Linked DNA regions of Homo sapiens: region 1 is linked to region 2. The links are chromatin loops, found by intact Hi-C in ENCODE. Cell type or tissue: endothelial cell of umbilical vein. All regions are shown on one strand. Region 1 overlaps SSBP2 (single stranded DNA binding protein 2). Region 2 overlaps SSBP2 (single stranded DNA binding protein 2).

The links. Peaks named below come from ENCODE experiments on the same cell type or tissue, not always from the same donor. Only the 100,000 strongest peaks of a DNase experiment are listed, where the experiment ranks them.
Region 1: a loop joins it to region 2, with 4 times the contacts of the local background. A loop is called at or near these places in 2 of 110 quality-filtered maps.

Annotation. Positions count from the first base shown.
Region 1 is chr5:81,551,853-81,555,852 of GRCh38, forward strand. All of the region lies in intron 4 of SSBP2 (single stranded DNA binding protein 2), which reads right to left. Among named protein-coding and RNA genes, the nearest start is that of ACOT12, 160 kb to the left of the region's middle. In endothelial cell of umbilical vein, no CTCF peak of the experiment used is centred here; DNase peaks (open chromatin) are centred at 1,229 and 2,119; H3K27ac peaks cover 2,738 bases.
Region 2 is chr5:81,625,026-81,629,025 of GRCh38, forward strand. The region is part of intron 3 of SSBP2 (single stranded DNA binding protein 2); the gene reads right to left. Among named protein-coding and RNA genes, the nearest start is that of SSBP2, 120 kb to the right of the region's middle. In endothelial cell of umbilical vein, no CTCF peak of the experiment used is centred here; a DNase peak (open chromatin) is centred at 1,656; H3K27ac peaks cover 1,064 bases.

The DNA of each region.
Region 1 (4,000 bases), 73 kb before region 2:
TATTTTAAAATGTTGACAACTATTAAATAGATCTAAAGTAATTACACATTTTGATGCTTATTGTACATTTCTTAGGAAATTTCTAAGAATTTGAAGAGGCTATTTTCAGAAAACATTTAATTGAATCATAAAAGGTATCAGTGTATCAACTCACACTTCACACACTGTGATCTCACTTACATTCCTTTTTTAGTTACATTCACTTGACATTAGGAAAATATTGGATATGGCTTATTTTGTTTTGTAGCATAAAATTAATAACATTATCTTGGTTAGTGAGTATATGAATATTTGTGCTAATTCTTGTATAGAGAGATAAATAAGCAAACAAGAGCCTAAAAGTATGTTTAATGCTAGTTCTCAAATCCATATGACATAGCTGGGTTCATATAATATGTATTTAGAATAAATATCTATAGTTAAGAAGTAGAGTGAACCTAATATTTAATTATCATCGGAAACTGTATTAAGAAACCAGAAATTTACAGTCAAAACAAAGTAAAGGCCGGGCACGGTGGCTCATGTCTGGTGATCCCAAAATTTTGGGAGGCCCAGGTGGGTGGATCACTTGAGGACAGGAGTTTGAGACCAGCCTGACCAACATGGTAAAACCCTGTCTCTACTAAAATACAAAAATTAGCCAGGTGTGACGACACATGCCCATAATCCCACCTACTTGGGAGGCTGAGGCACAAGACTCACTTGAACCCAGGAGGCAGAGGATGCAGTGAGCTGAGATCACACCACTGCACTCCAGCCTGGGCAACAGAGCAAGACTATGTCTCTTAAAAAAAAAAAAGAAAAAAGAAAGAAGAAAAAAAAAAACCCAAAGTAAAACAGGATTTACAGAAAATAATGTAAAGGTGTGCATGTGAAGAGGAATTGGTAGAACAAAAATACAGTTTTGGATTCTTTAATTTTTTTAAGTTAACCTGTGACTCAAATAGTGATAGACTTTTAGTAATTATAAAGAGCATGAAAATGCTAAGTAGGTCTGGAATTTATAAATTCTTCTTCATCCATTTATACAGCAATGGATAATATTACACAGCATGTAATATTATCTCTTTACCTGAAAAAGCAACATTAAAAATAGGTCACAGCTTCTGAGGGAGGATACAAACTGTCAGGAGTACTTCCAGCACAGTAGCAGTTCAGGAAATGAGGATGATAATGAGACTCCATGACTGCTGAGAATCGGAAGAGGAGGTATGAATTCTCATTCAACCCTAACAATTGTCCATTGTCCATGAGGCCTTGGGTGAGTCACTTAAGCTCAGTGATTTGATTAACAGCAATATTGAATTTACCTTCCTCAATATGGATTGTAAGGTTAAGTAGAGCCAACACGAAATGTACATGCAAAACCTATTCTTTCACTTGTGACCCTACTCTCTGTAACTACCTTTTATGTTTTATTTTCTCTAGACAAGTTAAATATTTATAAAAATTACAAAGGCTGAGAGATCAATTCTAAAAATATAAGAATCTTTCAGAAACAAGTTTATTTTATAAGGGAAATAGCAGGATTGTGATACACTCCACCCTGCACCTCTCCACACACTACATACTAGCTACTCCCTAAACCCCAGACTTGGGCTGGACATTTTCTTAACTCATAGCATCAGAAAAATATCATTACTGAAGTAAACTTATAAAGTTATAGAAATGGCTAGCTATTTTCCAGTAATCATATAAAAACTCAGAAAAATTTATAACCAGAATAATTCTCCTTTATGTTTCAATTACTTAGAAATTCAGTAACAAACATCATCAAAATATACATATTGCTTCATATATTTATATATAAATAAAATATCATCATCAGGGCAGCAGGAAATAGAGGCAGCAGGGTGTAGAAGTGAGATAAGGACAGGATGTTGTTGTTTCAGCAGAACAATTTACAATGTATTTACTTTTTATACAAGTGAACTAAATGTTTGTATAGTTAACTTTCTTGTTTTCCTTTTTTGCTTTCTCTTCTTTTCTTACCATCCTTTCCTACCTTTATCCTTTCCTGCTTTCTTTCCCTCCTTCTCTCCTACCCTTTTTTATTAATACTTTCTTCCACCCAACACTGATTTTTGGCTGAGACCACAGTTTCAACAAGAAATAAAAACTGCATTACTCAGGAAGGAACTAATAAACTTCCCCTCCCCCAAATGCCATTAGAGACTTCCTGAATAAATGAGAAATCCATTAATTTTAAAAAAAGAGAGTGCTTGCATAAGTAACAAAAACAGATTCCGGTCTACATTATGATTAAAATCAACTTGAATAATAAAAATTAGATATAAATAAGATCCATTAGGACATCTGACACATCTATGGCCAGTGATGCTTGGTCCCAACAATGTGTAGACTTTTTTAGTCCATTGTCAAACAATCATAAGTGGGACTTCTACCACTTCTCCTTAAAAAATTCTGTAACATAATGGATTTAATTAACATGAAATTTCTTGTAAATATGCCTATTACTGACATTCTTTCATTCAAAACCATTTCATTATTCATGGTCATACTAGTTAGTGGAATGGCTGAATAAAATAATGCACAAGTATGTACAATTTTAAATATATAATTATATTTATTTAATTTTAGATAATAATTATATATTTAATTAACACAAAGGCTCAAATTTTATATTTCACATAAAAACACTATGTATATCCACATATATTCTTGCTCTGAGGCTCATTCTCTATTGAATTAATTTGTTTTTAACAATGGTTACATAAAAATTCCTCCTACAAATTATATTTTAGTTATAGCTAATAAACCACTAGCCTTTTTGACTTATATTTAAAGGACAAATAGAAAAAGAGGTTTAGAATTGTTATTTGCTTTGGTTTGTTTGTTTTGCATGACAGTTTATGGGCAAGCCAGTAATTTGTATCCTAAGCTTTTATACTAAGATAGCTCTCAACAACTGATTTGGTCATTATAGAGATAATAAATACCATTCATGATGATAATTTAAATAAAAATGTGTTGACTTAAGAGATAAACTTTGGTAAAATCTGATTTCTCTTCTGTTTCAATGACTCCTAACATAGTACAGCCACTGAAAGGAACTTAATGCTTGTCAGGAGCCATTGAACTTTATAGTGAGCATCTGGGTAGTGCCACCGTGCAGATGTTGCAGTAGAATACCACAGTAAAACTACTTTAAGTTTCATCTGGTTAATAACAGTACTTCACTCAATATTGCTTTCTGTAATTTCTGATTATTTTTGACCAAATAAAATTTCTTTGCCTTGTTTAAAGAAATAATTGTGATTTCTTACAAAACAAGGTCCTCCACTTCTATAATAAAGTACAGACTTTATTTATAGCAAAATAAATTTAATTTTTCTAATTAAAAATAAATCACTAATATAAAACATTATCAGTAAGTCACAAAACTAAGAACATCTGTATAAACTAATAAAAATCTGTATCTTAGGAAATAAGGAACATTTACAAATGTTCCTAAATGTGATTTATAATTTATATAACTCATTTTGGTTGTTTTTTATGGAAAGTCATTTTCAGGGACTACTCATATATTAGCCCATGTAAATTGTGGTTAAATATAAGAAATTAAAGACACCAAATGTGTCCTTAGTGGCATTATCAAAAATATTTCTCCAACTTCTTTGGCAACTTGAGCATTTTCCTTATACATCTTCCAGGATGCCTCATCTTTGCCTGACCCTGCCACATTGTCTTCACATTCTAATTAGCTTGGGCTTCTATGTTGTCACCCTGGTCTACTAGTAGTCAGTTTTATTACTAACACAATAATATATGTTCATTGTACAAAAATCAGAAAACACATAGAACCAGTAAGAAAATAAAAATCAAATATAACAATTGCTGTTAACATTTTATGTAAATCATTTAGATAAAAATGAGATCAATGTACAATCTGTATCAGTTTGTAAAGTGATTTTCTATTAAAAATATATTCTTAATATCTTCTAGTTCTCTGAGTCTCCACATTTTTGGTATTTTTCTC
Region 2 (4,000 bases):
AATTGCTCACTTCACCTATATATGCTACATAACTTGATGTAAGGTTATATAGTATATATAAAAATTTCACTAATATTTTTAACAAATGCTTTTGGCTGATATTATGACAATGTGATAATTAGTATACAAAAATGTAGACTTATCTCCTAGAGGAAGAAGTAGGACTTTTAGTTTAGGTAAGTTTCATAGCAATACTTGATTTGTGCTTGGGTCGAGGGATTTTTCTGATGTACTTTAGTAAGCTATTCTGATGATCCACTGTACTTGTTCCTTTATCTCCAAGAGGGCCAAGCTCAGAAAATTTTGAACCTCTAAAGATGCAGACTTTGCCCCTCTACAACCTGAGATGCTGGTGACTAAGGAGCTTCTCAGTTCCTCTAATCCTACAACTATTAAACATGAAAGCAAATATTATCCTTGAAATGTAATGGGTTCATCATCATGAATAATACTTTAGAGTTTTATACACTCTTTATTCCCAAGCAGAAACAAGTGAAAATTTTATATTTTACAAATGAAGACACAGACTGAATACAGAGAAGCAAAACTTACAAAGTATTGAAGTCTTTGATCTCATATCATTTATTATTATTAAAATCTTCCCCTCATAAATCAAGAGAAAATACGGCATTCCCAAGTTGAAGATTCTCAACCAAACACTGTATCTCCCTCTATTCCTGAGAATGTAAGTTGAAATGACTTAGGTAGCTTGTTAATATCTCAAGGGAACACAGAAAGCAAAATGGTTGTCAGAGAAGTCTACAAGGGTGAATAAACATGCCAGATGTGTCCCAGAAGATGGAATGCTAACATAATTATACAACTTATGCCACTGGCCAGATCTAGGACTACCCGACAACAAAAATTTTTTAAAAGACAGAACAAAACAATAAAACGCCATGGAAAACATTTTTTCTGAGGAACAAGCCACGTTGTTATAAGCTCAAGTCTTAATAACTAAGGAAGTCATTTGTCTTTGTCCCAAAAATATATCAATGAATGTTAGTTACTGACAATCTCTGTTTAAGAAAACTATCCTATCCATTCATAAGACCAAAAACAGTTTCACATGAAATGTGTATGTACCTGTTCTTCATCTTAGAACTTCCCCATATGTATAACTTGTATTAATATTATTCCCTAGCATTACTTAATACCTTTAAAAATGAAAGCATTAAATTTTGCTTCACTTTTATAAAATTCTCACAATACTCCTGGATTAGAAATCAATTTCTATTTTAAAATATAATGAAGATAGTTACCATTATTGAGTAAGTACTATACAAGCATCATATACGAAGTATCACATATTCAACATCTAATCCTTCTAATTATTATCCCCACTTTGTAGATGAAGGAACTGAAGCTTAGGTTAAATTAGATTAAATAATTTGCCTAAAGTCACACAGTGGCAGAGCTGGGCTTGAGCCTTTTAATTATTACGTTATTTTGTTTCTAACGTGAGTGTGGTTTTAAGAGTTCTTAATGCAAGACTCCTTATTCTGATTATGGGCAGGTTTCTACAGTTCCAGCAGTCTGAGCAGCATCAGCTATTATAAGAGTGGGATGGATATCTGTACCAGATAAGACAGCAAGCACATTGTTAGCCTACCTTTGACCCCATGCACCAACTCATTTCCTGAATATCCTATGGCAACCACCCCCTCACCCTACATGCAGCTGCCAGGGATCCGTGGATGCCTCAATATAGACATGACTCAGAAGAGAAAACTTTTGAGTCCCATTTATATACACTGCCTGGAATTAGCCACTCACAATGCTCAAATGGGAAATGTAATTAATGACTTATTAATAGTGGGACACTGAATTGAGCTCTGTGATTAAGAAATATGTGTTACTGAGATGAGCACTGGTTACAATTCAGGAACTTGAATTCTAACTCTAAATTTGACCTTGGGCAAATAGTTTTTTGATTTATGTAAAAAGAGAAAATAAATGTTATGTATTTTACAGTGTTTTATACAGAGACAAAGAGATGACATACGCAAAAGTAATTTTAAAAGAAGCTTAAAGGTACTAAAAATATTATAGAAAAAGTCTCATATAGCTAGTATAGCGAAATAAAAAGTTTTCTAATTAACTTGAGTAACATTTGCCTCATTTTTCTTTTGAGTCCTTTACATTTAATGAAGATTCCCTCCGTTTTTTACAATGTTCTCTCCCCACCAAATTTTCCTCTGTATTCCACATGCCTTTCCTCTTCTCCCATGCTGAATTTTAGTTTTGTTCTCTATGGCCTATGTTTTTTGCCTTCTCTCTTGCTAACACTTTTTCTCCCTTCTCACTCTTATCAGCCTCCTCCTTCTAGCCCCGTTGTCACCTACACTGTCTTATACGATGCTTAGTTTAACCCAACTCAAATAGTTATTATACCTTGCCTGTTATAGGAAAGACATACCAGATGAGTAAAAACCAGTAAGCCAATTATAAATATTATACCATTCTAGTGAGCTAACTAATGCCATTGCACTTGTTTTCCTGTGGGTATTTGGTTATTCTTAGCTATACCTGATATTATTCATTAGGTTCTAAAATAATTAGAGTGCTAGCATACTACAAGATTGGACTTTCCACCACCAGGTGAAAGAAACAGAATTCTTAGAATAATCTTATATTTTATTTTCTCTACAATGTTATATATATTTGATTTCAGGATATAAATACAGGGGACCAAAGTCACTTTAAAAGGTGCTCTATATTTTTATTTTGTTAAATAAAAATGAGGTATAGGCTGGTTGTGGTGGCTCATGCCTGTAATCCCAGCACTTTGGCAGGCAGAAGCAGAGGCGAGTGAGTCTCGATCCCAGGAGTTTGAGACCAGCCTGAGCAACAACAGCAAAACCTCATCGCTACAAAAAAATATGAAAAAGTAGCTGGGCATGGTGATATGCTCCTTTAGTCCCAGCTACTCAGGAGGCTTAGGTGGGAGGATCACTTAAGCCCGGGAGATGGAGGCTGCAGCGAGCTATGATTGTGCCACTGCACTCCAGCCTGGGTGACCCTGTCTCAAAAAAAGAAAAAAAAAAAAGGTGTACTTGTCTGCTCTCAAGCTGCTAATAAAGACATACCTGAGACTGGGTAATTTATAAAGGAATGAGGTTTAACTGACTCACAGTTCAGCATGGCTGGGGAGGCCTCAGGAAGCTTAGAATCCATGGCAGATTCACATGGCGACAGCATGGAGAAGAATGAAAGCTGAGCGAAGGGGGAAGCCCCTTACAAAACCACCAGATTGTGTGAGAACTTACTATTTCTAGAATAGCATGGGGGAATCGCCCTCATGATTCAATTACCTCTCACCAAGTCCCTCCCACCACACGTGGGGATTATGGGAACTACAATTCAAGATGAGATTTGAGTGGGGACACAGCCAAACTATATCAAGAGATATGAGAGTTATAAAAGGCATCATATCAAGAGCTATAGTTTCTGCAATTAAAACTTTAAATAGAAAGTTTTTAAAAGCCTATGTTTTAAAATTGCACAAGTAAAAAAACACATTAACATCAGAAGAAAGAAGCTTATTGGCATTTTTATTTCTGGAACTAATGTAAGAGTTGGGAATGTTTAACAAAAAGTACAAACAAGAAGCAAGTTTTCAGAGGGGATTTGATTCAGGTAAATGTATTATAAACTGGGATGCTGAGTATGGGGTAAATAAACTAAAAAGGAAAAGAAAAAGTGATTAGGGAAATCACATTAGAAACAAGGGAAAAAAGCTCCAGAAAGTCAATCACACAAATTTCTCTATCCTATATTAAAGACAGAAATTCCCCCTCTTCCATTCTGAGGCCTTTGCCTCTCATCTCGCTGGCACTTTGTTCTGCTTATTTTGCATATGTCATATGTATCTCTTTTTCATACATCTTCAAACACTCCCACTCTTCACCAACTTTTCCCCCGAGTCTACTAGTCTCTGCCTCTTTTCTCAACCCTCTTTAATCCATCTTTTTTTTTTGAGACAAGGTCTTGCTCTGTC